Linked DNA regions of Homo sapiens: regions 2, 3 and 4 are each linked to region 1. Evidence: chromatin contacts called from ENCODE Hi-C or POLR2A ChIA-PET data. All regions are on one chromosome and are shown on one strand. Each heading gives the region's core, a stretch centred on a gene start or an enhancer-like site at or near the end of the contact. The rest is flanking DNA. Distances are from core to core; before and after follow the strand shown.

What was found. A loop is a pair of places that touch in the nucleus more often than their neighbours do. ChIA-PET counts read pairs that join two places held with the same protein, here RNA polymerase II (POLR2A). Pooled maps may share reads with other maps.
Region 2: a loop to region 1 is called in a map of CD4-positive, alpha-beta T cell, with 6 times the contacts of the local background. The contact joins the promoter of ECI2 here to the promoter of EEF1E1 in region 1. A Hi-C loop is called at or near these places in 3 of 168 maps with a recorded cell type or tissue (CD4-positive, alpha-beta T cell, CD4-positive, alpha-beta memory T cell and CD8-positive, alpha-beta T cell) and 9 of 50 pooled maps.
Region 3: a map of CD4-positive, alpha-beta T cell shows a loop between it and region 1 (6-fold over the local background). The contact joins the promoter of CDYL-AS1 here to the promoter of EEF1E1 in region 1. A Hi-C loop is called at or near these places in 2 of 168 maps with a recorded cell type or tissue (CD4-positive, alpha-beta T cell and naive thymus-derived CD4-positive, alpha-beta T cell), 1 of 37 single-sample maps with no recorded cell type and 7 of 50 pooled maps. POLR2A ChIA-PET finds 5 or more read pairs at or near these places in 1 of 52 experiments (T-cell).
Region 4: a map of CD8-positive, alpha-beta T cell shows a loop between it and region 1 (23-fold over the local background). The contact joins the promoter of PSMG4 here to the promoter of EEF1E1 in region 1. A Hi-C loop is called at or near these places in 1 of 168 maps with a recorded cell type or tissue (CD8-positive, alpha-beta T cell), 1 of 37 single-sample maps with no recorded cell type and 4 of 50 pooled maps.

The regions. Positions count from the first base shown.
Region 1 is chr6:8,100,745-8,105,382 of GRCh38, forward strand. EEF1E1 (eukaryotic translation elongation factor 1 epsilon 1) reads right to left here and starts at 1,804. Exons shown (of 4, transcript NM_004280.5): 1 at 1,691-1,804. The coding sequence starts at 1,777. EEF1E1-BLOC1S5 (EEF1E1-BLOC1S5 readthrough (NMD candidate)) reads right to left here and starts at 1,851. Exons shown (of 7, transcript NR_037618.1): 1 at 1,691-1,851. RefSeq lists silencers at 1,203-1,388, 1,597-1,716, 1,857-2,056.
Region 2 is chr6:4,134,257-4,139,414 of GRCh38, forward strand. It overlaps ECI2 (enoyl-CoA delta isomerase 2), which reads right to left and starts at 1,319. Exons shown (of 10, transcript NM_206836.3): 1 at 1,255-1,319. The coding sequence starts at 1,304. It overlaps ECI2-DT (ECI2 divergent transcript), which reads left to right and starts at 1,816. Exons shown (of 4, transcript NR_103764.1): 1 at 1,816-1,992; 2 at 3,105-3,146. RefSeq lists silencers at 1,365-1,504, 1,665-1,874.
Region 3 is chr6:4,773,466-4,778,622 of GRCh38, forward strand. CDYL-AS1 (CDYL antisense RNA 1) reads right to left here and starts at 1,961. Exons shown (of 2, transcript NR_183279.1): 1 at 1,807-1,961; 2 at 1,061-1,292. It overlaps CDYL (chromodomain Y like), which reads left to right and starts at 2,939. Exons shown (of 7, transcript NM_004824.4): 1 at 2,939-3,342. The coding sequence starts at 3,319. RefSeq lists an enhancer at 1,630-2,283 and silencers at 2,091-2,720, 2,741-3,290.
Region 4 is chr6:3,257,004-3,261,554 of GRCh38, forward strand. It overlaps PSMG4 (proteasome assembly chaperone 4), which reads left to right and starts at 1,944. Exons shown (of 3, transcript NM_001128591.2): 1 at 1,944-2,193. The coding sequence starts at 2,020. RefSeq lists silencers at 1,764-2,013, 2,134-2,253, 2,304-2,403 and an enhancer at 2,524-2,653.

The sequences.
Region 1 (4,638 bases), core at 554-3,053:
CTAATAAATCTGCTTTTCTTTACGTACAGCTGTCCTGGTAAATTCTTACCCTGGCGCCACCAGCCCCAGAGAGTTGCTGCTCACCCACGACAGTCCATGAAGTGCTTACTATGTTGTGCTTTAAATTATTTGCTGATGATTGTTTCTCATACTAGATAATACTCATATCTTGGCAATGGTCCCTAAAAAATATAAACTAGGCCAGGCACAGTGGTTCACGCCTGTAATCCCAGCACTTTAGGAGGCCAGGGCATGTGGATCACCTGAGGTCACCAGTTCAAGACCAGCCTGGCCAACATGGTGCAACCCGGTCTCTACTAAAAATACAAAAATTAGCTGAGCGTGGTGGCGAACACCTGTAACCCCAGCTACTTGGGAGGCTGAAGCAGAAGAATCGCTTGAACCCGGGAGGCAGAGGTTGCAGTGATCCGAGATCATGCCATGGCACTACAGCCTGGGCGACACAGTGAGACTTTGTCTCAAAAAAAAAAAAAAAAAAATATATATATATATATATATATATATATATATATATATATGGCACTCTTCCAATTTAAACGGTTGCAATGTTTGTCCACTCGGCCATATATATTATATTTATACTACATATATATTATATAATATATACACTAAGCTAGGGAGTAGGGGCCGAAGGGACGGAATTATCACTGGGGCAGAGGAAACACCAAAAGAAGGCCACTTTGGCTCCAACGCCTACTCTGCCACCAATCACAGGGCTGATCTTAGGCTGAACACTTAACCTTTCTAGGCTTCAGGTTAACTTAAATAAAAACTATACTACTACTTTCTAGACAAGATCTTCACATGGACCAAATGAAGAAGAGAAAAAATTAAAGACAAAAACCAAACATCATTTGGAAAAAATCTCAAAGGAGCAAAAAAAACATATATCCAAAGTAGTCTTCCTACAACCAATTTCCTTCTCTAATACATTCCTTCTACGACAAACAACTATAAAACACAAACGTTCTAACAGTGCCTAACCAGGCAATCTCATACCTTGTGATGTTTCCCGCATTCACTGTGGGTCGTAACACTTAAACTGATAATCCAAGGCTTTAGAAACGCCTTCCCCGAATCCCCTAGATTGGGCCAAGACTCCTTAGGTGTTCTCTCTGCCATTTATGGTGCAACGTGGCACTCTTCCAATTTAAATGGTTGCAATGTTTGTCCACCTGGCCAAAAAGCAAGCTGCCTGAGAGGAGGAAGCATGTTCCCCTAAATCATCATTGTATTCCCCAGACCCAGCACGGTGCTACCTGGCACCCTGTTAGCTATAACGGAGTCGCTGCGCAATAACTGAATGAAAGGTGCGATTACGGGAAAAAAAAAAAAGCCAGTTACTGAATACATTCCAGGTTGGTCTAAGAGCCCTGTGAGGACCCTCCTCCAACTGGTTTTGTTTCCTCATAATGGGATGATGACAATTTCCCAGGAGGTGAAGTTCAGGCCAAGCCCAACCTGAGCTGGTTAACCCCTCCCTCCAGGAGGTAGGATGGCAGGGGCCGAGGCCCAGAGGCGCCAGCCGGCTAGCGGCGCAGACACGTGGGGAGCTGGGTAGCAGCATCCTCACTCCGCCCGTATCTGGTGGCCGGCCCGGGTCCTGCCAGGGCTCGGCAGGCCCCGCTCCCGTCCACCTCTTCCCCTCCGCGCCGCCTCTCCTTCTCACCTGTCGCTCGCCCTGAGCACTGTATTTATTCCCCTTACTCAGTCCCAGGGACTTCTCCAGTAGCGACAACTCTGCGGCCGCCGCCATCTTCCGGCCGTAGCTCCTGGCAGACGCGAGACCTGCAGAACAAGAACCTCCCGCATTGGTGGAAACAGAAGTCCCACTCCTGCAAACTTCAGCGGCGATTGGCTGAACGGAAGGGGCGTGGAGAGCGCGCGCCAAAGCACAGGAGGCGGGGCCGGTGGAAGGGGCGGGGCTGAGGGCGGGGTGTGAGACAGGTGGAGAAGTGATGGTAAATTTCCACTCGAACTGTTGGGGAGCTAGTTACTGGTAGAAAGGCCCCAAGGCCGGGCTTCGGTGGCTGCAGTAGACTGGATCTGGATCTCTAAATGGCAATCTATTGACATGGCTGCCAGCGGTAACTCGTTAACTCATTTGCTAGTCTAAGAGAATTTATATATGATGGGAACTGAAATTTGCCTTAGTTTGGTTCAGGAATCTGTAAATTTGAACAATCAAATTGAATAGCAAAAAGTTCACAGTCCATTAGGAGTTTCTAACGTGTAGCATAATTCATGAGGATTTTAATTGTGTTGTAGTGGTGAATTCGAAAAACTGGTTTTTCTACTGTTGATCTACAGCTCAACACTAGCAGTAGAATTATACATTTAAAGATTATTCACAGAACACGGAGTATGTCAGATAGGGGTCAAATAATTACAGCTCAAGGAAATAAGCCATTAATGGCATTAATGATCTTTTTTTGCAGTACCAGAAGGCTGGTTACATAATTTATGAAGTTTTGGTATATAAATAAACAAGGTGCATAACTTTGCCCCACTAACTTGCTACATTCTTGTATCTTCAAAAAAGAAAGAAAGGAAGAAAGAAAGAAAATTAGTAGTATATGTTGAATATTTCCAAAAGATTTGTGAAAATACAAAATATTTTCCACTTTGAAGAATGAATAAACAAAGTGTGTATTAGTCTGAGAGAAATAGAACAATCCTACAAGGTAACTCATCATTGAATCAGAAATATCAAAGTTTAGTGGGGAATGTTGTTACTGTGTTACACCTTCCCTATCCCAGAATACTTAATGAGTTTACTCTGTCAGCAGAAGTAAACATAAGGAAAAGAAACTTTTGCCAAATCAACATAACAAAATACAAAAGAAATTTCAGTATAAGTGGATTGTTAGGCACTAAATTATCTGTTTTACTTTCCATATTCAGATAATGGAATGACTATTCTACTACTTTTTAAAAGACCAACCCTCTAAGATAATTCACATATCCATTTTCAGGGTTTAGGTACACTTTTTGCTTGTAATAAAACATTTTTTAAAAAAATTAACATTTATCCAATGCCAATGGGTGGTATATTGAAAATAAGGTTTGGCCTTTGCATAATTATAGAAATATCAAATTAAAAAAGAAATCCCTAAAAAACTGAAAGCAGAACAAAGCATATTGTACATCAAATTGATGACATCATCACCCAGTGTGGACCTCTTTTAAGTGACTTTATAGCACAGTCATTTAATTGTATACTCTTAGTAAGATATGCTTTAAGGACAAAATTCATGAAAACCTGTTTTTGGTTCTTTTTGTTTGTTGGTTTGGTTAGCATCTTGGCAGTGTCAGCATTGGTATGGTGCTGTATATGTACTGTGGAATAAAGCAAAGATGCAATCATGTGGTGTTGCTGGAAAGTTGGGTGTTTGGTGTTGCCCAAAAGAGGAGTTGTAAGGTAGATGAGGTTAAATCAAAACTTTCTGGTCCTGAATTTGAATTGTAATATCAATATGAACTTATGACGCTTTTATCTTAAGGAAAATGAAAAGTATTTCCTACCTAGCTCTGTTTACTTAAAAGGCCTAGAAACAAGGACAACTCAGTAGCAATGAGCACCCCAGCACCCAGATTCTGGTTTCAAATACTATTTCCCACAAAAAGAAATGGGGGCTCTTTGGAGACCGGCTGAATCCAAACCTTGCGGGGAGATCAGTCTGGACCATCTAGTTATAGTAGAAAGAAAAGAAAGTATCTAAGAGTAATGAGGGGAGTCAAAGGGTAGGATCAGATCACTTGAGGGTCAATAATAGTCATTACAAGCTGAGAGTCGATAAGAATAATTGCAATGAATTGAAACATGTTGAATATGTTTAAGTCTATGAGTTCATAATGATACTAAAAAAAAAACAAGAACAAAATCAAAATAACCCTCATTCGTTACCTTTGGAGGATACTAGAGATCCAATTCATTATTTTGAAAAAGGATAAAGAAAACACATGAAGAAACCAATATATTTTTTCATGATTATCCTATGTAAACTGTATCTCAGGGAAACTAAACTCTAATGAGGAAAAATGTCTTTATAGAATTCTAACTAATAAAAACAGAACAATAGAATATTATTGTTTTGCAGCTACGGATATAATAATGAATCTAGGTGACAATTATCAATAGCTATTCACATCATAAAAACAGAGACAAACAGACATAAATTGCTTCTGAGAGAGGTGTACATCATCACCCAGTCTTGCCAATCGAATCTGAATTTGACCAAGCCTTTTGATCTAACAGCCAATTTACAAGAAATAATAGCAGGAAAGAGGATCATGTTAAATGATGTCATGGAGATGCAATGAGCAAATTCTAGATCATGAAAACTATAGGACAAATGATCCAGTTGTTTCAACAAGTAAATTGCAAAGCAAAAAGAAGAGGCAGAGAGAAGTGAACCTGTAAGTTGAAAGCATTATAAGGGAACTGTCAACCAATTGCAATATATAAATCTTTTTTTCAAGTCTGGTTCCAACTAATAAACTGTTAATTTTTTTAAGTGGATTGTCACATCATGATTGTGGCAAATGTCTACTACATTCCATTTTATATACTATGGGTATTAAATTCCATGCCCAAATTCACATAACTAATAGATC
Region 2 (5,158 bases), core at 69-2,568, 4.0 Mb before region 1:
GTTGCTGGCATTCCAGATAGAGCCACAGCCTTCTCAGCAGATGGGAGGGAATCTACCTGCAGTGGAAGGGAGTCAGTGAAGGGGGCTCAGCAGGCGTGCCCCTTTCTATGGGTATGTTTAACCAGCCAGCCAGGAACAGAGCAGAAACAGCAACCACCGCGGGGGTGATCAGCACGTTTTTAAGCACACATAGTGAGCGGGGGTGGGGTGGCAAACTTGAATGCACAGGACTCAGGCCACAAGCTAAAAATGGAGTTCACGACGATGACACTGAATAATAGAGTTAATGGCAAAAAAGATGATTAAAATAATACAGGTTACAAAGCCCAAACCTAACACACAAACACAATTATGTAACTCGAAAATGGTGCAATGAACTCTAGGTTCAAACTTTGGACTATTAGTAACTGATTCAGTAAGATCAGCCTAGAGTAAGTTTTACATTAAAATGATTTTCTGTAAAGGGAAAAACTGCATCTTATATGGCAAATTCCACGTAGAAAACGAAAGAAAAATTTAAAATATCCACAGAAAGCCGAAATGTACAAGTTTCCACAAAATGTGGAACAAATTTATTTTTAAATAAAGCGTGAGTTTTAAAAACAAATAGCAAAAACACGACCATTTAAGAAAATACATAAAGTCGGGAAAATCACTCATAATTCTACCACTTCAAGGCCACCACCGTGTTTCGGTTTTGTTCCCTATGCACAGATTCGTGCGGGTTCCCGGGACCCCAGGGAGGTGCAGCGTGCTTCTTAGCCGTTACTCTGTACCCGGCCATTTCACTTTATAGCATACGTGTTCTCCAAGAAGCAGAGTGTTAAGTCCACACGAGTGATAACGGCTTGCGTTTACCTCGCTTTTAGCAAGCGACGCTTTGCACCCCAGAAGCAGCCCGGCTGGGAAGTGCAGGCCCGGGTGCTCAGCTGGGGCGGCTCACCCGCCCGGAGTCCGGCCCCAGGAGGATGGGAGCGTGCGCGGAGGCAGGCGGAGACCTTGGGGACTGCTGACAGGGAACCATAGCCCTGACCTCCCGACGCGCCCATCCTGACCACTCCGGGCCCAGCGGTGCAGGAGGGCGCGCGTGAGGTCGTCACTTTTTAGCACTACCTCACCGGAAAACCAGCAAAGCAAAATCCTGTTGCCACCTAGACAATAGGGAAGGAGGGTCTTCCAACGGCGGCGACCTTCGCCTGGACAGCGGTATCCTGCGGGCGACCATGGGCCGAACGGCCGGGACTCCAAGCTTACCTCGGACACGAACGCCGCGCCAGTCTCCAAGCCAAGTACGCCATCGCCATCCCTTGGGCGGCTCTAGGGCTGCGGGGGCTCGGGGGTGGGGCCGGGTCTCGGGGGCGGGGCCTAGCTCGGTCTGCGGGGGCTCGGGGGTGGGGCCGGGTCTCGGGGGTGGAGCCGGGACTCGGGGGCGGGGCCTAGGCTCCCGGGCTGCGGGGGCTCGGGGGTGGGGCCGGGGCTTGGGTGCGGGGCGGGGCCGAGAGCAGAGCCCAGGCAGGAGCCTGGGGCATGGGCGGGGCCAGGGTTGGGGCGGGGCCAGGCTGAGAGCGTAGCCACGCCGCATTCGCCATCGCTAGCCCGTGGCCTCCTCTGGGGCTGCGGGGGCTCGGGGGTGGGGCCGGGGGGGTCGGTGCGTGGGCGGGGCGGGAGCTCTAGGCGGTTAGGAGTCGGGGCTCAGATGCGGGGGCGGGGCCGGAGCGAGGCCGGGTATCACCCGGGAGTGGAGGAAGTGCGGGGGGTTCGCGGCGCGGGGAGGGTGATCCCGGGAGGACTTGCGCGGCGCGTGGGGCGGGGCACAGATGCTCCCCGGCCTGGCTCCGAGTAACTGCGAGCTGGAGGCGCGGCTGCTCTCTCGGGCGGACCTCAGCTCTGCGAACCCTGTGGCTGCCGGAGCACTGAGCGCCCTGCCCGGAGTCCCGCGGAGCCTGGCGAGGAGGGGTCGCTGCATCCCGAGGGCCAGCCCTGAGCCGGGAGGTGGGGTAACAATTGAGGGCGTATGCTTAAAAGCTGCTAGGTCATGCATCCCCAAATCGAAGGTTTGCAGACCTGGTAGGACGCCTGGGGGTCAGAAGTGATTTTTGGAGTACCCAAGTTTTTAGTGTCAGTGAAGAGTTTGTGGATATTTTTGAGTTCTGCTGAGGCATTTGCAAAGTATTTTCTTTGGGGAAGAATTCTTAAGAGTTGGAAGGGCCTTGGCTGTGTCACCTTGTCCAGTTCCCAGAGAACCAAAAAACAAAACAGAACAAAACGAAACAAAACCACCCCTCTAAATTCTGTGCCCAAGTTGTCCCATCCAAGCATGCCTAGGAGTTTTAGATTTATGTAGCTGACACCTGTGGACTACCTATAGTGAGCCAGGCTAATTGTAAGTCTTTGGACAACCCTGTAAGGAAAATGATATTGCCCTGTTGAGCTGATGTGGAAATTGCCCTGTTGAGCATATTGCCCTGTTGAGCTGATGTGGAAACTGAGACCCAGAAAGATTAATCAGGTGAATTCCCCAAAGACAGGAGGCTTGCAGGTGGGCAGAGTCCAAGTCTCAAGTAACTTTATCATTAAGTTTCATCAGGTAGATCTGGGTAATAGTGTAGATGGGGCAACACCAAAAGTCAAATAGAACAATTTGGGCTTATCCCAAAGAGATTTTTTTTTTTTTGAGATGGAGTTTCCGTCTTGTTGCGTAGGCTGGAGTGCACTGGCACAATCTCGGCTCACTGCAACCTCCACCTCCTGGGTTCAAGTGATTCTCCTGTCTCGGGCTCCCGAGTAGCTGGGATTACAAGCATGCGCCACCAGGCCCGGCTAATTTTTTGTATTTAGTAGAGATGGGGTTTCACCTTGTTGGTCAGACTGGTCTCAAACTCCTGATTTCAGGTGATCCACCCGCTTCGGCCTCCCAGTGTTGGGATTACAGGTGTGAGCCACCACACCTGGCCTCTCCATATATTACAAAGTGGTAGTTGGTAGGCTGAGCTGCCTCTCTCAGAGACCTTGACTCTCTCCAAGGCTGTTAGATAACCTCAGAGGTAATGGAAATGCAGTAATCAGATATTGCAGATAATACAAGACTCATTCATTTCCAGAAGATGAAACAGCTGTCATGGAAATATTTTTTAAATCTCATACTGGTAAGCATATTTTGATAGTGAAACCTTTTGCAATGCAAGCAAACTACTCTCAGGCTTATACCTACCACAGAAAAGAGTGGGGTGTGGGAAATTAGCTTATCTTTTTCAAACTATAATTTTAAAAATATAGAAAGAGCATGTGTCAAAGATTTACTTAGCTCATTAATTAGGGAACCAACAGGGTGCTAAAGAAGAAGTTAAAAGACTAGTTTAATATAGTCAATGTTAAAAAAAGAATGCTGGAATAGATTGCAAAGTTAGAAACAAAACTGGTTAATATCCCATAGAGCAATAAAACCATAACCTCGGGAGGAATGTTTTTCCTATTGGAGAAATCATTTGCATATCTACCAGCTGTCATTTACTAAAGCCCCATTATATCCAGCATTTGAGAGAAAGGAGATGGTTAAAGAGACAGACATTCCTGGTTAAAGAGACAGACATTTAGATTCCTAGATCCTAAAGAGGGTCATCTTGGGTCCGTATTTGGTTTACTAAACTGTTAAGAGGTGTCCAGACCATGCCTTGTAAACATGGCTGCCATGGCCCTGTGGGTGGGAGGGCCAGTTGCAGCAAAAGGGAACCATTGTGATTTTGGTAGATTCTCCACCTGAGCTTGAAGATCATTGTATCTGTGCTAAGGAGTTTGGATTCCGTGCTGAGAGCAAGCAGAGAGCCATTGAAGATACAATTGGCATGCCCAGCTATCCAGTTCTCAGTGAAATCCTGGACTCCAGATATATCTTCAGGGTGTAATGGTTCTGGATAAGAGTAGGAAAGGCAGAAACTCAGTCAAGACCTCTCTAAAGCTCTAATCTTCACCCTGTTATATAACCAGCTTCCCCTGGAGCTTATGAAAATCTTGGGGAGGGGGTCCTCCAGTCTGGTTAGATCCTGTCTTATTGATTGCAGGGGACTGATGCTGCCTGGGAGGGCCGTTGATGTTCTTTGGGTTGAGAGAATCTCAGACTCTCTTAGCAGGTGCACAGGAAGTGTTGTCTCCGGCTATAATGAATCTTTGGGGTCAGCATATCGACTTCACAGTGTTGTGCTCAGTGGTAGTGTGAATGTTTCTTTTTTAAGATCATAGAATAGATTATATCAGAGTAGAATGTTACATGATGACTCTGTCAGTCATGATAATTTTTATTTCCAATATTTACATCATCAGATACTGTTGTTACAGCATGTACAGAGTCTGTCACATTCAGTCTTGAGGAACAATTCTGATACACTGTCCCAATTAACAGTGCAAGCTAGAAACCTGGAAGAGTCTTTGATTCCCTTACCTCACTGACACCTCACATCTATCATTCATCAAATACTAGTGATTCTGTCTCCTAAATATATTTTTTTAATTTTCCCCCTCATCTCACATCCCTCTGCATCGTCTTAATTCATGCTCTCATTGATTTTGAGATTACTGTTACCTGGATTCCTGTAGCAGCCACTTCCCAGTTTTGCTAATTCAGTTACCTCTGCAATCCATTCTCTCCCTGCTTCCAGGCTGGTCTCCCTAAATTTTAAATCTTACACTCCACACGATTCTCCCCGATCTCTCCCCTTGGCTGAAAATCTCTTAGTGAGTCCCCTTTGCCTGTTAAACAAACCCAAGCTGCTTAGCACTGGCAAATAAGGCCCACAAGATTTGCCCTTGCCTACCTTCTCAGGCACCTCTTTCCAGCCCCACATGTTAACTTCCCATTTCAGGTGAACTTGGGATGCTCAGTTTCTCTGAGTTTCCAGGTTCTCTCATTCCAGGCATTGGCATATCCAGGAATCTCCTCTGACCCACCCACTGGTTAGTCCTGTCCTGAGTTCCTACAGTCTCCTGGGCGTTTCTTTCTTCTGGCCCCTATGTCACTGTGTTTTATATCTGATTAGTAATCTATTTTATTACAAGGGGCATATCCTGGGAAGAATTCTACCCTGTATTCAACCCCTTTCTCATTTCTGGACACACTGCTTGACAGAAAATACTGTACTCTGTGAAGGTTTGTTGGATGATGGAT
Region 3 (5,157 bases), core at 711-3,210, 3.3 Mb before region 1:
GGGCATATTTACTTCTGCTATGAGTGCTGGTAAAATGTTTATATAAAAAAGTGACGGAGGAAAGCAAAGTTTGCTTAAAAGTAAGACAAATTGAACGAATGAGGTTAAAATATATATGTATATATAAGCAAAATAGCATTCCATAAATCAGTGAGTTTTAAATGGAGGGCAGATGAAAGGAACAAAGTGGACAATTGAGAACTTCCTCAATTTCTCAGTCGCTAGGTGGATACCCATCTCCTTCGCCAGTGGAAGCCAACTGTCAGAGTGGAGAGGTGGTTGGAACTTAGGAGTATGGCTCACTCCTGCTTTGTTTTAGAGGCTACTGGTGGTTACTCTTAATGTTGTAGACTAAGGATAGCAGCATAAACATTCCAGATTGTCAAGATTGAAAAGCTACGTAAATTGACAAAGGTCTATGTAAATTGACATTTTTGAGTTGCCTTTTTGAGGCTATAATTCTTCCCCTTTTTGTTTCCACAATGGGGAAAATCGCCTTACTAGCTCAATATCTGGATATGTTTGTTGTGGATGTCTATGTTCCTTTCTTTCCCTCTCCTGGGCAACAATGGCAGTTTTGGAGACTCCTTGGAGACCACAGTACCATTACGCACATGGTGGAGCCCCTTGTGAATGCCTAAGCTTGTGGATGTTCTGAAGGGGGCAATAATTGGAGTAATGGTCATGGCGAGAAGTGCTTGTATTTGTATTGGTCCATCATTGCATAATAGGCTTATATGTTATATGTATCTATTTCCTATTGAGGATCTCTTTTTTACAGTTGATTTTTCTTGAGGGATTTTAAACTATCACCTGCCAGTATTTGAGCGCTTGCCGAAGTGTGCACTCAATGCTTTGAGATTTCCCAAATGTATAAAATCCTAGTCCTTGCCTTCAAGGAACTTACAACTTTTGTTGATAAATTGGTAAACCTAGAGAGAAGGCAACAATGAAATGCAGCATATAATGGAAATGCTAAGTGAGAGGAAAGAGGCGCTGTTTGGAGGAGGGAGAGGGAATTGGCTGGGCCATCAGGGAAAGAGGCAGAGCTTGAGGCGCCTTGACCAGTTGATGAAGTGGTGGCTTTAATTTGCGATTCTTGTGCAAACATTTGATAATGGGAATTGGATGTGTAGGTATTGGGCTTTCTCGTGGACACTGAAATTCCATTCATTGAACAACACCTTATTTCCTGTATAGAGAATGGTGCTAGGGGCCAGCGTCAAATTTGAAGATGAAGTCTGACTGAAGGTCATCGTTTGGAGTTGGGGTGGGGTGAAGAGTAGACAAACCTTAAAATACAGAGACGAGTGCTGCAGTGAGCACGCGTGAGTGCTTAGGCAGCGCTTGAAGAGGGAGTTACCGATTTGGCCCTGGAAGTCAGGAAGGCTATCCTTTTAAGGTGATCCCTGAGCTGGGAGTTTGTTTCAAACGGTGGGGACCGCAGGTAGAAGCACCGCTTAAGGGGAACGGCGATTCGACTCGCAGTGACTTAAGGGTTGGCGTGGTGCTTGTTCCTGGGCGTGGGGAGGACAGGAAACCGCGGGGTCTGTGAGACGCCCCGTGGTTGTTGAAACGCTGTTGGGGGGCACAAACGAATAGGGCTTTAGGAAGAAAACTGGTGGGAGGAGCCTTGTGGCTCCAAGGTAGGTTAGGAACTGGAGCGAGATGGAGCACGGAGGAGTGAGGCGGCCCGAAGGATGCCCGGGGAGACATGGAGGAACTGGCGAGGGCTTCCCGATGCAGGGCCTGGGGGAGAGGGTGAACTAATGCCTCTGCAGTGCCCCGTGGGGAAGTTCCGCATACTCGGCCAGAGTGATCGGAGTTGGCGGCTGTCTGGGGGAGTTGGGTCAGGAAGCCCCTTCTTTCGCCACCGATGGGGCACGTCCAGGGCCCGGCAGGTGTGCCCTGGCAGTAGATCTTCCCTGGGAAGTGGAGCGCGGGCCAGCCCTCGCTGTTCTGAGCGAGGGCCTGTCGTGTAGTCCACACCGTTCCGCGAAAGGAACCACCATTGACAGCCTCGTTCGATTAGAACCCGGACCTCCCTGGAATCCAGACTCGGTCCCTTCCCAGCTGCGCTTCGGAGGAGGCGGACGCTCCGAGAGGAACCCAGAGGCCTGGCGTGGGGGGAGCTGCGGGCAGAGCGGAGGCAGCCGCGCCCTCGCGCCGCCCTCCGCCGCGCCCGGCTCCCGCCCCCCGGATCCCACCCCCGGCCTGCCGCGGAGCCAGCGTGCCAGCCGGAGCTCGCCGGGCCACCCCGCGGGGCGCGCGGCCCGGGCTCCGGGTCTTGGCGGCGGCCGGTGGGGCGGGCATGGGGTGGGGTGGGTGCTCCACCTGGCCACGCCGCCGGCCCTTCGCGGGCTGGCCCGGCCCCGGACGGGCGGGCGCACGGAGGCCGCCTCTTGGGCTCCTCCTGGAGGGAGGCGCGCGGTAGACGGCGCGGCCGCTGCCGTCGGGGCGGTGGGCTCCAGACGCGGGCCGGCTCGCTCGCATGGTTCCCTGCCCCATCTCGGGTCCGTCGCTGCCCGTCCTGGTGTGCACAACCGCGCTGCGCCTCGAACCTCGAGGTCCAGGTCCCGCCTGCCCTGGGCCGGGCCGCAAGCGCCCACGTCGAGGCGGGCTGGGGGGCGGTGCCGCGGGCCAGGCCGACCCCGCAAGCGGGACTGGGGAAGTCGGAGCCCCGCCCACCACCCCGCCCCCCGCGCTCGCGGCCCCGCCCCCGACTGCCCCGCTCCTCCCCTTCCTGCCGGCTCGCTCCCGGCCCCGCCGGCCGCCCGCCTCGGCCCCGAGCGGAGCCCACTGCTCCCCTCGGCTGCCCCGCCCCGCCGCCGCCCCGCCCCTCCCGCGCGGGCGGCCCGAAAACCCGGAGCGCGGGAGCGCGGCTCCGCAGGGCCGGGCGGCCGCACTGGGCATGCTCAGTAGCCGGGGCAGGTTTTTTGGTCGCAAGTAGGAAGCTTTCTGCACTACACCGGAGAGGGGAGCCGCGATCCGGCCGCGCCGCCCGCACGCCGCCGCGCCCGCCCCAGCCCGCCCGGCCCCGCGGCGGGGCGCGATGAGCCCGAGCGCGAGCCGGCCCGCCGGGGAGTGAGCGCGGGGCGCCCAGGGCGCGTTGCGTAGCTGCTCCTGCGCACAACCCCGCCGCGCCGCCGGCCCGCACTGGCCGCGGAGTGCAAGAGGCTCGTCCGTGCCCAGCGCCCGGCCGGCCGCGGGAGCAGGAAGCGCAGGCCACGCAGGACCCAACTGAAACAAAGTGTCGGCCGCCCGGCGCCGGCGCCCGCCCCGACCCTGCCCCTCCCGCCCGCAACTCCGCCGCCCACCATGGCTTCCGAGGAGCTGTACGAGGTACCTCCCCTCCCCCCGGCCTCGGGCCGCCCCCCGCCCGCCGCCCCTCCCGGCCCGGCCGCGCCGCCCGACGGCCCCGCTCGCCGCCCGCGCCCGCCGCGTCCCCTCCCCCGCCGCGGCCGCAGTTTGCTGGACGGGAAATGTGTGTGAGGGGAGCCCGAGCCTCCGTTCCGAGGGGCCCCGGCCGGGGGGTCCTGAAGTTGCCGGGCGTGGGGTGGGGGGGGGGGTCCCAGCCGTGGGGAAGTGGTGCTGACACAAGTGACTTGCTCGGACTGAGCTCAAAGTGCTCTTGGCGTGGGTCGTGGAAGTGGTGCCTCCGTTGCCGCTCGGCGGGGACCGTGGGCGGTACGGGGGGTGGGGTGTGGGGGGGTTTCTGGATCATTTGATAAAGCATTTGGGAGAGGGTTTTGCCCCTGGTCGGGGGGTGGCGGGGAGAAGACCGGTGCAAACGCTTTCGACTTTGCTGTTCGCCAAAGCGATGCAAAATCTCGCACCGAAAATGCTAAACGTTGACCACATGCTTTAATTAGGTTAGCATTGTGGCCAGAGCCAGGAAATTTAAATTTAACGCTGATACACCGTCATTCATTTGCGCCGCAGCGTTGCAAATGAGAAGGGCATAGCCAGAACTGTAAGTTCTGGTCGATGGGTTTAAACCAGCTTCAAGTTTGAGAGTTACCAATTTGGATCTTTAGACATGTTTTGTATGTCTCCATGTAACTTCTTTTGACGTATTTCAAAGTAGACTTCCTGGGAGTACAGAAGTTTGGAAGGCTTTCTGTTCTTCTGGATAAATGATTCTCTTGTTTCACATGTATTTATAAATAAGTTCCTAAGAGACTTAAAACTTGCGAAGACTCTCTAGACTCACCTTTATGATGCGTTTAGGGACCTGGGTGTTGAGGGACTTAAGGAAGCATCTGTAACAAGTAGAGCCCTGTGGCCCCAGGGATCCTTTCAGTTGTCTTCTCTTATGGGCGTATTATTGCTGTTGGCATAGAATAGAGCTTTGTTGTCTGCGATGTTAGTCTTCTAGCAACTTTTTTGTTGCTTTTTAAGAGCAAGTGTTTGCAGAAGTTCTCAGGAGGAAGCTGCCATCTGTAGAATTAAGGGTAAGGTTGTTGCTTCTCCTTACATTGTATGTGGTCAGTATACCTTAGCTGGTACTGAAAATGTTCCATTCTTTTCAACCATTTTACACATTAGCTGTGCCCCGCTGTATTCAGGATACTATTTTAGGTCATTTGGGGATGTAAAAGAAGAAAAATCTCCCTGTTCTCAGGAGCTTTCCTTCTAGGAAGGAAAGTGTTGTGTGTCTGGAAGACACAGAAATGGAGGCTAGGATGTTTGAGGTTGAGGTCTTCCAGGTGAAGTCTGTACAGGGGGAAGTACATAGCATGAGGGTATGGGGGATTTTAGTTTCTACATTAGATCATTCTTTGGTTGTTTAGTCATGAGTGTTCACTCTTGGCATTTGCTTTTATGAGTATGATTACATAATCAGTTCCATCAGTGGATGAGAGTAGCACCTTATACGTAAGTTGTATCCTATGTGTGTAAGAATGATTCTGAAGACAGCACATTTCCCATTAGTATATTATGAACTAAGTTTAGTTCCTTCTGTGCTTATTCTATATCTTCAGGTTTCTGTTCCTAACAGAAGTTATTAATGAGTAACATTTTGTACTAAGTTTGTGTTCATTTAACGTTTATTGAATGCTTGCCATATGGAGGTTTCATGGGGAAATACTGAGGTGTGAGAATGGTTCATGCTTTCAAGGAGTGTCTGTTGGGGAGGAAGTAAGTATATTGCAA
Region 4 (4,551 bases), core at 694-3,193, 4.8 Mb before region 1:
ATTGACCTTCTGTACAAGGAGGGACATCTTTATCTTTCACTGTCACAGAGTGAGCAGAAGGAAAGATAGGGTCCAATGAAGATAAGCATTTTAGGAGAGGGACAAGGAGCTGGGAAAATCTGGCTTTGTCACCTCTATTTTCTGCATAACATCAGAAGCAAGGGCATCTGCTGAACTTGGGTTTGGGTCAGCTCAGGGTTTGGGGAGCATAGTCAAGGGGAGTGAGAGAGGACGCTGTCTAGGGACTGCAGGGCAGTGTTCCAGGGCCGCTGATGTTGGGCATGACTGGCTGTGACCCTCTGCCTGTGTGTTTCCCGAGCAGTGACAGCAAAGCTGGAGAGAGAGAGGAGCATTGAGGTTTTGAGACATGTATAACCAGTGAAACCATCATTACAATCCAGATTGAGAAATTTGCCATGCCAGCCAGGCCTTGAACTCTCCACCGGTCGGTAACTTTGTTTCCTTAATCTTTGGGTCCTCCTAGCTGATTGAAGGGCCTCAAATCACAAAGTAAAGGGATAAAACAATTATGGTGTAGCCATACAATGGAACACTGCTTAGTAATACAAAGACACAAGCCATTGACACACAAGCAGATGAACCCAAGATAATTATGATGAAGGAAAGAAGCTGGACAAAAAACAGTACATACTGTGTGATTCCACTGATACAAAACTCTGGAAAATGCAGACTAATCTGTGTGGCAGGAAGCAGATCAGTGGTTGGGGGCAGGAGTCATTACTGAGGGCAGGAGGGAGTACTGGACGCGTTCACTTTGTGGATTGTGATGATGATTTCACTGGCTATAACGTGTCAAGACTTCAATTTGTACACTATATATGTGCAGTTATTGTATGTTAATCACATTTTAATAAAGCTGTTAAAATATTGACCTGAAAATTAACTGTATTATTGAATCATCGATAATTAGCAAATAGAACTATGGAAAATGCCCTCTTAAATTTCAATTTAGTCAACTTAGATCTATTAGAGATTTTTAAAGCAGACCTTTTATAGTTCCAAGTTAAATCTCTAAAGTCAGTTGTAACAGAATCTGACAAAATGGGCTGTTTTCTTTTACCACCTTCTCTCTTAACCCATCAAGGCTTCCTTTTCTCAACTCTGTAATGTCCTGAAGTGTTCAAGGGGTCTCCCCATAGGTATGACAATGGGATGATTGGATGATTGTTGGTGCTTCCCATTAATCTCTCTTGAGATCCTTTCCACGTCTCCGAAAGGCACCTGTTCTTATTTGCATTTTGCAGATGAGGAAACTGAGTCTCAGAGAGGTTAAGGGGGTAGCCCGAGGCCATGTACATGACTGCAGCTTGGGACTCGGCGTCCAAAAGGGTGCCTGCCCATCCTCCTGCCAACTTAGTTGACACAATTTTCCTTTCTAAAGGCTTTCTCCCAATACCGTTGCCATTCTTAATTAGGGCTGGGTGCCGTCGAAGCCTCCTTGGAGTTAAAGGGCTGCTAGGAGGAGGAGGTGGGACGGGAGGTGGCCGTTCTCAGAGTGCTTGAAGAACTAATTAAAAATCAGTCTTTTTAAATTTTTAATTAAATTAATGTCTGTAGGGCGAAGTGTCACGGCCTGGGAGGACGGTGCGGCTGGCTTCAGCCCTTGAATGCCCCGCGTCAGTAATAATTAGGGGGTGGGGGGAAACAAAGCGAGGGTGAGTTCTGCTGGGCGCCCGTGGACTCCTAGAGGTCACTGTCGCACTCTGCTACTCAAGTGGGTTTCCCCAGCCCGTCCAGAGAGGTACTGGTGTGCGGGAGAGGCCAGCAAGACAACCAGGGACAGCTACTCCGCCCAGGGCCGGCAGCCGCCCCGCCTCGACCACGCCCCCAACCCAAGCCCGGGATCGCCCCTCCCCGACCACGCCCCTCACCCCCGCCCTTCCGGGGCCGAAAGCGAAAGCGCGCTCGGTCTCTCGGTGCTCGCTCCATCGGGTCTGGCGGGGCTGGCAGCGGCGAGGACCCGGGTCTGGCGCTGTGGGCCGGGAGCCGTGGGGCGGCATGGAGGGGCTGGTTGTCGCCGCCGGCGGGGACGTCTCCCTGCACAACTTCAGCGCGAGGCTGTGGGAGCAGCTGGTCCACTTCCACGTCATGCGGCTGACGGACTCGCTGTTCCTGTGGGTGGGGGCCACGCCGCACCTGCGCAACCTCGCCGTGGCCATGTGCAGCCGCTACGTGAGTGCCTGGCGGCCGAGGGTGCGGGCGGCGGGGCGGGGGCGCGGGGGCGCCGGGCCTGCGCGAGCTGCAGCCCCCCAGGCTTCTCTTGGGTCCACAGGGCGCCCTACTCCCCCGAAGCCCACCCGTGGGATGTCTTAGGAAGCCCGCGGGCGCCAGGGCCTGCACCACCTCGGGAGCTGCGCGCGGGCCCCGGGCCCCTCTCCTTGTCCCGCCGCCCCGCAGCTGCGTCCCGCACTGGTCTCTGTAGGTCAGAATGTCTTGGGTCTGTCCTCGCCACACGCTCGCTGGGGGACGCGTCTGCCTCGTAGCTCTCCTGCCATCTGGATTTTGAGCACACTGATAATTTTTTGGGGACTCTTGCGTCTCCACTGGATGTCTCAGGCATTTCGCACTAGGCACACATCAGGCTCTCTTCTCCAAACCTGCTCCCTCCTCCGCCTGACTGGCGCTGTGATGGCAGCTCCATCTTCCTGGCTGTGCGTTCAGAGCCTCGCAGTTGTCTTTGATTCCTCTTTCTTCACACTCCACGTGCTGAGTCCCTAGGCACTGCCGCCAGTCAAAGCAGACAAAACCCAAGCCGCCCTCACCTTCACCCTGCCGCGCTGGGCCAAGCCTGGGACATTATCATTTCCCCTCCTCTCCCGCCTTTCCGGCTTTGCGTGTCGCCGCCTGGTTTCTCCTGGTTTCCTGAGGCAGCTGTAAGAAAGTGCCACAGACCGCGTGGCTTAAAACAACAGAGGTTTATTCTCAAAGATCTGTAGACAAGGTCTCTCACTGTCACCCAGGCTGGGGTACAGTGTCATTATTATAGCTCACTGTCACCTCAAACTCCTGGGCTTAAGTGATCCTCCTTCCTCAGCCTCCCGAGTAGCTAGGACTACAGACATGTGCCACCATACCTGGCTAATTGTGTTTTTTTGTAGAGATGGGGGTCTCACTATTTTGCCCAGGCTGTTCTTGAACTCCTGGCCTCAAGTGATGATCCTCCTTCCTCAGTGAGCCCGACTCTTCTCATAAGGACATCAGTAATGTTGGATTAAGGGCCCATCCTACTCCAGTATAACCTTGTCTTAAATTGTATATATATATATATTTTTTTTTTTTTTTTTTGAAGCAAAGTCTTGCTCTGTCGCCCAGGCTGGAGTGCAATGGCGTGATCTTGGCTTACTGCAACCTCCGCCTCCCAGGTTCAAGCAGTTCTGCCTCACCCTCCTGAGTAGCTGGGATTACAGGTGTGAGCCATCACGCCGGGCTAATTTTTGTAGTTTCAGTAGAGCTGAGGTTTCATTATGTTGGCCAGGCTGATCTCGAAATTCTGACCTCGTGATCCGCCTGCCTCGGCCTCCCAAAGGCAAGCAAGTCCCTTTGGAAGTAAAGAATCTTTATGCTAATCTTTATCCTAAAGTGCCGGGATTATAGGCGTTAGCCGCCGCGCCTGGTCTAAATTACATCTTATTTACATCTGCAGAGACCCTGTTTACAAACAAGGTCACATTCATAGGTACCCAGAGGTTAGGACTTCAACATATTTTTTGGGGAGACACAATTCAGGCCACAACACTGCCTTGTAACCAGGGCAACAGAATGATAGTTTTAAGACTGAAGTTGGATATTTTCATTTCTCTGCTCAAAACCTTTCACGAGGTGAACTCGGAGCACTCGAAGACTCCAGTGACCTTCGGGCTCTGTTACCTCTTAGAGCTCCTGCCTGTCCTCGAGCTGGGCAGTGCTGGCCTCCCAGCCGCATTAGCTCCCTCTCTCAGCCGTTGAGTGTTTCACGGTGAGGTTTGTCTGCTTGCCCAGGGTGAGCGTCTGTTTCTCTAGCTCCTGATGCACCGCTCTCTAAGTCCCTGTGGAATGAATGAGTGAGGCCCCCTCAGCGAGACCCTTCTGAAGCCAGTGAGGCAGTGATGACTGAGGGTGCTGGGGGCAGGAAGTCATGGGTGAGCCTCTTAGCTGTGCACAGCGGCACCTGGGAAGGCCTTGGGAAGGAGATGGCATCTGGATTCCTTTCTTGCTTTTCTTTTCCTTTTCCTTTTTTCTTTTTTTCTTTCCTGGAGGGTCCTGGCAGTGGACCTTTGAGCAGGCGGCAGCGGAAGAGGCCTGGGGGACCAGGGGTGATGGGTGGGGCTGTGTGCTCTGTGCCACCTCGCATTCTCTCTTTATCCCAAGGCATAGTGGGCAGGGCTTTGGGCACTGGTCAGATCTGGTGTCGCTGCCTTGTGCCACTTTGTGCAGTGCTGGTTTGGGCTGGTAAGTTTGGAAGAAGTAGGCTCCTCCTGTGGGTGGTTTTGGTCACCCGACCCCATGGTGGTCACAGCTCCCAGTGAGGTATATTTTCTCATCTGGAAAGTG